2 separate regions of the Homo sapiens genome follow, and region 1 is linked to region 2. The links are chromatin contacts, found by Hi-C or POLR2A ChIA-PET in ENCODE. All regions are on one chromosome and are shown on one strand. Each heading gives the region's core, a stretch centred on a gene start or an enhancer-like site at or near the end of the contact. The rest is flanking DNA. Distances are from core to core; before and after follow the strand shown.

Evidence for each region. A loop is a pair of places that touch in the nucleus more often than their neighbours do. ChIA-PET counts read pairs that join two places held with the same protein, here RNA polymerase II (POLR2A). Pooled maps may share reads with other maps.
Region 1: a map of endothelial cell of umbilical vein shows a loop between it and region 2 (2.4-fold over the local background). The contact joins the promoter of NUF2 here to the promoter of RGS5 in region 2. A Hi-C loop is called at or near these places in 7 of 168 maps with a recorded cell type or tissue (GM12878, aorta, ascending aorta and 3 more), 2 of 37 single-sample maps with no recorded cell type and 9 of 50 pooled maps. POLR2A ChIA-PET finds 5 or more read pairs at or near these places in 6 of 52 experiments (H1, SK-N-SH, WTC11 and 2 more).

Annotation. Positions count from the first base shown.
Region 1 is chr1:163,320,083-163,323,814 of GRCh38, forward strand. NUF2 (NUF2 component of NDC80 kinetochore complex) reads left to right here and starts at 1,872. Exons shown (of 14, transcript NM_145697.3): 1 at 1,872-2,130. It overlaps LOC127814295 (a long non-coding RNA gene), which reads right to left and starts at 1,653. Exons shown (of 5, transcript NR_182654.1): 1 at 1,540-1,653. It also overlaps a transcript of RGS5 not described here. RefSeq lists enhancers at 1,612-1,821, 1,862-2,091.
Region 2 is chr1:163,200,989-163,204,674 of GRCh38, forward strand. RGS5 (regulator of G protein signaling 5) reads right to left here and starts at 1,928. Exons shown (of 5, transcript NM_003617.4): 1 at 1,804-1,928. The coding sequence starts at 1,847. The region is part of intron 2 of RGS5-AS1 (RGS5 antisense RNA 1); the gene reads left to right. RefSeq lists an enhancer at 1,992-2,657.

The DNA of each region.
Region 1 (3,732 bases), core at 622-3,121, 120 kb after region 2:
AACAAAATGGTTGTCTTGCTCTTTTCTTCCTTTGCCTCATTTTTCTCTTTCTCCATGGTCCATTCTAATCTTGGCTTTCACATAAATCGCTTGGTTTTTTTTCTAGATTCTCAACGACAATTTAGACATTTGTTGAGCACTTGCCACTTGCAAGGTATTTTCCTAGGGACCATGTATAAATAATAATAGTCAAAATAACAGCTAATACTTTTCAAGTACTCACAATTTTGCCAGGCACTTAATTAAGCACTCTACAGGAACTAATTCACTTAATCTTCATGATACCGTATAAAGCAGATAGAACTGTCACCCTATTTTAAAGATGCAGAAACGAGCTCAGTTAGGTTAAATAGCTCGCCTAAGTCCACCTAGGTAGTAAATGGTGTGATCAGGGATTTCAATCCAACTCCCTTTGACCGTAGAGATGTGCTCTCAGTCACTACGCTATGGTTCCCTTCCCTGCCTCTAAGGACATATAATTTGGTGGAAATTATGCATGTATCAGTAATCAATTTGATTTGGCAAGTGTCAATGAGACAGGTCTCTTTTTTCTGCTTTCCTCACTGACTCTAATATTTTTTTAAAATCTATTTTCTTAATGTCCTTTTGGGTCTTACTAGATTCCGACTTTGAGACTTACATCAGTAAATAGACATTGAAAGGAAAGACAAAAGCCCTGAACTAATGATATGAAATGTATTTTTATTTAGAATTGGTATAGACTTCACTATCAATAGGTTTAGTTCTTCAGGACAGGACAAAGCAGCGGAATTTGTGTCTACATTCAATACAACCTTTCTAGCACTTTTTTCACATAATTCAGTTCAGGTTCCCCATCCAACACACGACTGTCACCAGATGATGCTCTACTCTGTGACCAGATACAAGTCCTATTACGTCTTCTCCTGTCCCAAACCTCAATAAAACTTAATGGCTTTCTCCCCTGACAACCAGGCCTGCCATGGCTTCCTAACTTGTGTTAAATGCAGTGTTTCCACTCTTGCCAAAACAAACAAACAAAATACCATGTAAAAAAATACAGATTTCAGGGCCCCTTATCTGAAGAATGCAACTCACTCAGGAATGTGCAAATTTGGGGAACAGTTCAGAGGTGAAAAGCACTGATCGAAGAGGGAGAAGCTAAAATCAGGAGACCTGGTTTCTACTTTACAGTCCCACTTACTGTATAACTTCTAACAAATCACTTCTCTCTGAGTCCAGTTTTCATATCGGTGAAAGCGAGAGGATTTGACCAGATGAACTGTTATGTTCCTTCCACCTCTTGAAGTCGTGCTTATGAGCACAGAGTCAGAGGATGTGTGTTCATATCCCAGCTATGCTACTTGTGAACTACTGTGCGCAGAGAACTGCATTCTCTGATTCAGAGCCCTCACCTGAGGGGATGATAGTATCTCTCCACTATCCCTTTTCTCCCCTTTAATGAAGTCTAAATGAGATGATGCTTATAAGCATCTAACAAAACCCGGCACATAATCAATGTTCAACAAGTTATTATTACTCTGGAATTCTATAAATTACCTCTGTACTTCCTCCCTTGTCACCCTGAACTTAGTGAAGTTTCCTTCACTTGGTTTTGCTCTTCAACTCGGACCCCGAAAACGCTCTAAACGCTGGCGGAAGTCACGCAGAGATGGGCTAGACGCTCAACCCCGGTCTCTTCCCCGAAACCGCGGTGCTCCCACTTCCTGCAGTCCGAGGTTCCGACTCGACGCCAGCTCCGCGAGCAATGGTTCCGCCCTGCGCCCTGCCCCTTCCATGACAACTCCAGTCCCACCTGCCTGGCGTCTCTTGAGCCCAACCGGCATCCGTCGCGGTTGGACGTGGGCTTGGCGGAATGGGGCGGGACTTCCAGTAGGAGGCGGCAAGTTTGAAAAGTGATGACGGTTGACGTTTGCTGATTTTTGACTTTGCTTGTAGCTGCTCCCCGAACTCGCCGTCTTCCTGTCGGCGGCCGGCACTGTAGGTGAGCGCGAGAGGACGGAGGAAGGAAGCCTGCAGACAGACGCCTTCTCCATCCCAAGGCGCGGGCAGGTGCCGGGACGCTGGGCCTGGCGGTGTTTTCGTCGTGCTCAGCGGTGGGAGGAGGCGGAAGAAACCAGAGCCTGGGAGGTGAGGGGCGGGCCCGTCGTTACTTTTTATTTGATGTTAGTCCCAGAAACAACCAGAGCTCAGTTCCTACTAAACTAACGGGTGTTTTCTGGTGCAGCATAGACCGAAGAAGACGAGCTTGAGCTGAAATTGTTCAAGTTAGGCATACATTTATGTGTGATTTTTGGAAAGGCGGTGGTAATGTGGTTTATTTGGCTGCAGATGCTTGTCAGCTTTTTACACATCTCCGTTGCCAAACGTTTCTTAACCAAATCCAAAACCATGAATGAAAAGGTAAAAATATCACACCTAATCCAAAATTCAAAGGAAAAGAGCAGCGCATATATAGCACTACGCATGCATAACGCCATCATTGTTCCTTTTAAAAGTTCAAGGAACGTTTTACTTAATTCATTGAAGTTGGGAGCCATTTCTGTTTATTTTTGTTTAATCTCTGCCTCGTGGAACTGTGATGTCCACAAATAGTTTATTTTAACAAAACGAAGTGTGTAAAATTTAACAGAGTACTTTTAGTACCTACTCACTCTGCTCAGCATCGTGGTGCTGCAAATAAATGAGAAACCAGATGAGTAATTATAGGTTAATCTTTGCTACTCGTTAGACAGAGTATTACTGCATATATATTAAGTCATTTATATACTTTATCCCACCTAGGAGCTCAAACTATGTAGTTGGAAAGTGTCTTCATCTCTCGTTAATGAATAAATTGTAACTGAAATTGTACTTCGAAAGAATGATAGAATTTGGATATTGGAGGAGGTTCCAAAAGGAAATACTGGAAGTTTGGGAAAGTTAGGAGACTAACTTGGAGCAGAAATTTCATTCAATTATTAAAGGGTTTAGAAGCCTAGCAGAAAAATTTGAATTTGATGTGGTGGGTAAGGTGAGTAATTGAAGTATTTTCATACAAATATTATATGATGCGTTAAGTGTTTTTATAAGGATTAATCTGATAGCAGAGTGCCAAACATTAGAGAAGAGAGGAACAAGTGATAATAATTATGAAGATACTTTACACCTACGCTTTCTATTGCAATACTCTCTAATTCAGATGCAGCTTTTTTGGAAAAGTGACTTTTTCTGAAGTCTTTCTTTGGTCCAGTCCTTTTATGAACAGTTTTTAAGGCTGTGACTTAGATGAAAATGTAGAATGCATATTTATGCTGAAGGGAACATCTAATATGTGATGCATCAGAATCTGGATTCCAAAAGATCCCAGCTCTGTGGCCTGGCAAGGTGGCTTATGCTTGTATCCCAGCACTTTGGGAGGTTGAGGTGGGAGGATCACTTGAGCCCAGAAGTTCAAGACCAGACTGGGCAACATAGTGAGACCCTATCTCCACACACACACAAATTAACAGGGCGTGGTAGTGTGTGCCTGCTGTCGTCCTGGCTACTTGAGAGGCTGAGGCAGGAGGATAGCTTGAGCCTGGGAGGTCGAGGCTGCAGTGAGCTGTGATTGTGCCACACTGCACTCCAGCCTGGATGACAAACTGAGACCCTGCCTCAAAGAAAAAAAAATAGACAAAACGTCCTAGCTCTAAAAGGAAAGCTTGCAATCATGAAATTTAATAGTAGAAAGTACAAATCCTTGCTTAAGTT
Region 2 (3,686 bases), core at 678-3,177:
AGAGCAAAATAATTAACATGGCAAATTTTCAACAGAAATTTTATTGATTTCTCACCAAATGCCAAGCAATGTGTCATAGAATCACAAAATGCTTGGCAAACTGATGTTACAATCATTCTAAAGTCAATTGTTTGCCAATTAATAAGATTTATTCACTACATAAGAGTACACAATTTCAAACAATAAGTATGCTAAAAGCATCCATTAAAGTCAAGTTGCAATTCTCATAGTTGCAAAAATGGCAAAGGAAATAATTATACATTGTCCCATATTCAAGTTTTCTGTGCGTTTCTGGAAAGGCACAGAAAACTTTCCCTATTTCTTAGGCTTTCTATATACTAGGTAAGAGGAAAGAACAGGCTAATAGCAATAAATAGTATCCACCTTTAAAACCTATCCTCTTCCCCAGGGTTGGTACAATAGACAATATTGATCCCTTATTTACAATCTAACTTCTACAACTTAACAGCTACAAGTTTCTTTTATGTAAATTTAAAAAACAATAATAATATTCTATGCTTTTATTTAATTATCAATATGTAAGTATGCACAAGGTCATTAGGTAAACTATATTTCTTACTATGGATCATAATAAAAAAAAGTTTGGAAGCCATAATTCAGAGAGTAAGTCTCCCTGGAGGTTTCATATTCAGTTACTAGATAGTATTGTTGGGAGAAAAAATTATATGCTACAATGTTATCTCCTTAAAAATTATTTTTAGGTTATTTCTAGAGTGGAAGGCATCAAAAAGAAGACCTGAACTTGTAAGAGACAGAAGTCATAGATGGCCCTTTAAACAATAAAATCTTCCGAGACAAACACTGCTAATGCCTTTAGGGCTGAACATCTGTGCAAGGATCTTCTTTATTTACTTTAAATAACGAGGGATCAAACCCAATTTAATCAAATCCATTCTCAATAAAAGGAGAAACATCCCTACTTCTCTCCATCAGAGAGGATGGTTGGGTTAAGTTTTCTAACAAGTAAGATATTTGTTCTTCTATTTGCTTAGCCTAGATACCTAGGATTCTCTCCAGAATATTGTCCAGCCTACGGACAACCAGGGAGCCTCAAAGATTTTGATGCATTTGTCTGAAAAAGAATGCTAGCTAATAAATAACCCCTGTGTCCCAAGGGCTTTTTCTCTGTCTAGCCATCCAGTTACTTCTATCTAATGAGGTCAGAGAACAAAGAACAATGGGAAATTTCCTCTTCCTCACTGCAAACTTGCCTCCCTCTCCCAGTCCCTGTACATTAATAAAAATTAACATTTATACAGTCTACTAGGTGCCAGACATGGTTCTGAGTGCTTCATATATATTAATTCATTCAGTCCTCATAACCAGCCTGTGAGGTAGAGAACTCTCGGTATCTCCATTTTACAGATAAGGAAACTGAGCTACATAGAGGTTAAATAAATTGCCCAAATAGTACTTACACAAATAGTAAGTAGTAGAGCCAGGGTTCTAATCTAGACAGTTTAATGTTGGAATCTATATCCTTAACCATACAGTTTTTACTCTAAATAAGGACTTATAGAATAGGCATCTCCTTGAAGGAAATGATGTTCTGGATATTAAATGATGTATGAAATACTCTATATTGTATTAATCTCCTAGCTTGGATCTTTCAAAATCTCTATATTGTTTACAGAGAAGAGATAATACCCAATCTACAGTCAAGCACCTGTTTCACCTCAGCTTAGCCATAAACTACAATACCTCTGTTACCACTGGGCAGCCTCCCTTGAGTAAAGATTCTCCATATCTGCATCTCTTAAACAAAAATAACTTGGTTCTCACCTTTCCAGGCATGAGTGGGGCAAAGCTGCAAGTCCTTTGCACATTTTGGCAGGTGGCTTAGCTCCTCCGCTTTAAGTACAACTTCTTAACAGCAGAGCCAGTCTTTGAAAACTTCAAAACTGTCTGGGATGCCTTTCCTCCTGAGGTATATATAGAAGCTCTTTCCCAGCCCTCTGTTGCTCTTCCAGCCAATCCAGAGCCTTAGAGGAAACTGCAGGCTGGAGAGCAGCAGCAGTGGGCCCTGAGGTGGAGGAGGGAATCCTTTCTCTGCTACAGGCACTACTGTGGCATAAGGCTTTCATCTGCTCTTATCACAACACTCTCTTGCTAACCGGCCAGGGCAGGGTTAGGCCCTAAACTGTGCACAGGTCATTGGTTGTTTGAACTCCTAATCTCAGGCCAATCACAAGGAAGATGTGAGCTTCCTGTGAAGCAAAGTGTCTTGGACCACTTCAGATCGGTCAAAGTCATAGATTCTTAGGACTGTAAGGGCTCCTGGAGATCGTTTAGCCCACTTTGTTTCACAGTGAAGGAAACTGAAATCTAGGGAATTCAAGGAATGTGTATGTGAATACTTACCAAGTGCCAGGCACTCAGCTGGATGCTAGGAATTCAGAGAAGAAAGAGAAAGCTCCCTGCCCTCAAGACCCCAAAACACATTATAAGTAAGTGATGGAGGCCGGGCTGGGATGTTGTGAGCCTTCAGGAAGCACCAGGCAAGGTTTTCTGGAGCTGAGAGACAAGATTACTGTTTATATAAATCAAAACAAATATGAATAATTACTATATATTCTTTATGAATCCATATGTCTGTGAAGGTACTAAAAAAGTGATCTAGGAGACCAAACACCAAAATCTTAGTAGGGATTGAGTATAATGATATTATCTCTGAACTCTGTTAATTCTGTCAGTGGTCTTCTGATTATACTTTGCTTGGATGACTAATGCTTTGTAATTCTTTGTACCTCCCCACCATAGCCATCCTTGCCTAGGCTTGTCTTTCCTTCTCCTTCAAACTTTTCCTGCTTCCTATCACTCAAGGAATATTTACCAAAATTTACCTGAATTGTGTCTTATCTTGTCGGGGCCCAAGGTGCTGATAAGTTAATCTGTAAATAAATGCCTAAAAGGTAGGCATGAGTCCAAGCTTTAAAAAAAGTGGCACTGAATAATCCGTAAGAAAAGCTCTGAATTTGGAATTGAACAGTACTCTCATAATTTTCTCTGTTATCTGAAATTAGTTGTTTTAAATGACTCCCTCTTTATATACCCTTTTTAGGCAATGGTTGATCAACCCCTGTTACTGGCTTGTAAAGTCAATGCAGTGCATTATGACCTGATGTTTTTAATGTAATAAATAGAATAGACAAATATCCAAGTGCATCGGATGTAAAAAGTATTGTTTTCTGAAATTTTGACTTTAATTATCAATATGTAAGTGTGCACAGGGTCATCAGGTAAACTATATTTCTTACTATGGATCATAATCAAAAAAGTTTGAAAGCTGTGGCTCTAAACCACACACACACACACACACACACACACACACACACAGACACACACGTTTTTGAGACAGAGTCTAGCTCTGTTACCCAGACCAGAGACTGGAGTGAAGTGGCATGATTATAGCTCACTGCATCATCAAACTCCTGGGCACAAGCGATCCTCCCACCTTAGCCTCCTAAGTAACTGGGACTAAAGACTCTTGCTACCATGCCTAGCTAGTTTTTAAATTTTTTGAATACACAGGGTCTAGTTTTGGTGTCCAGGCTGGTCTTGAACTCTTTGCTTCAAGCAATCCTCCTGCCTCAGCCTTCCAAACACTAAGCACAATGTCAGGCACATAGACATCTGTAAATACTGAATGAGTTAAACAAACTGTC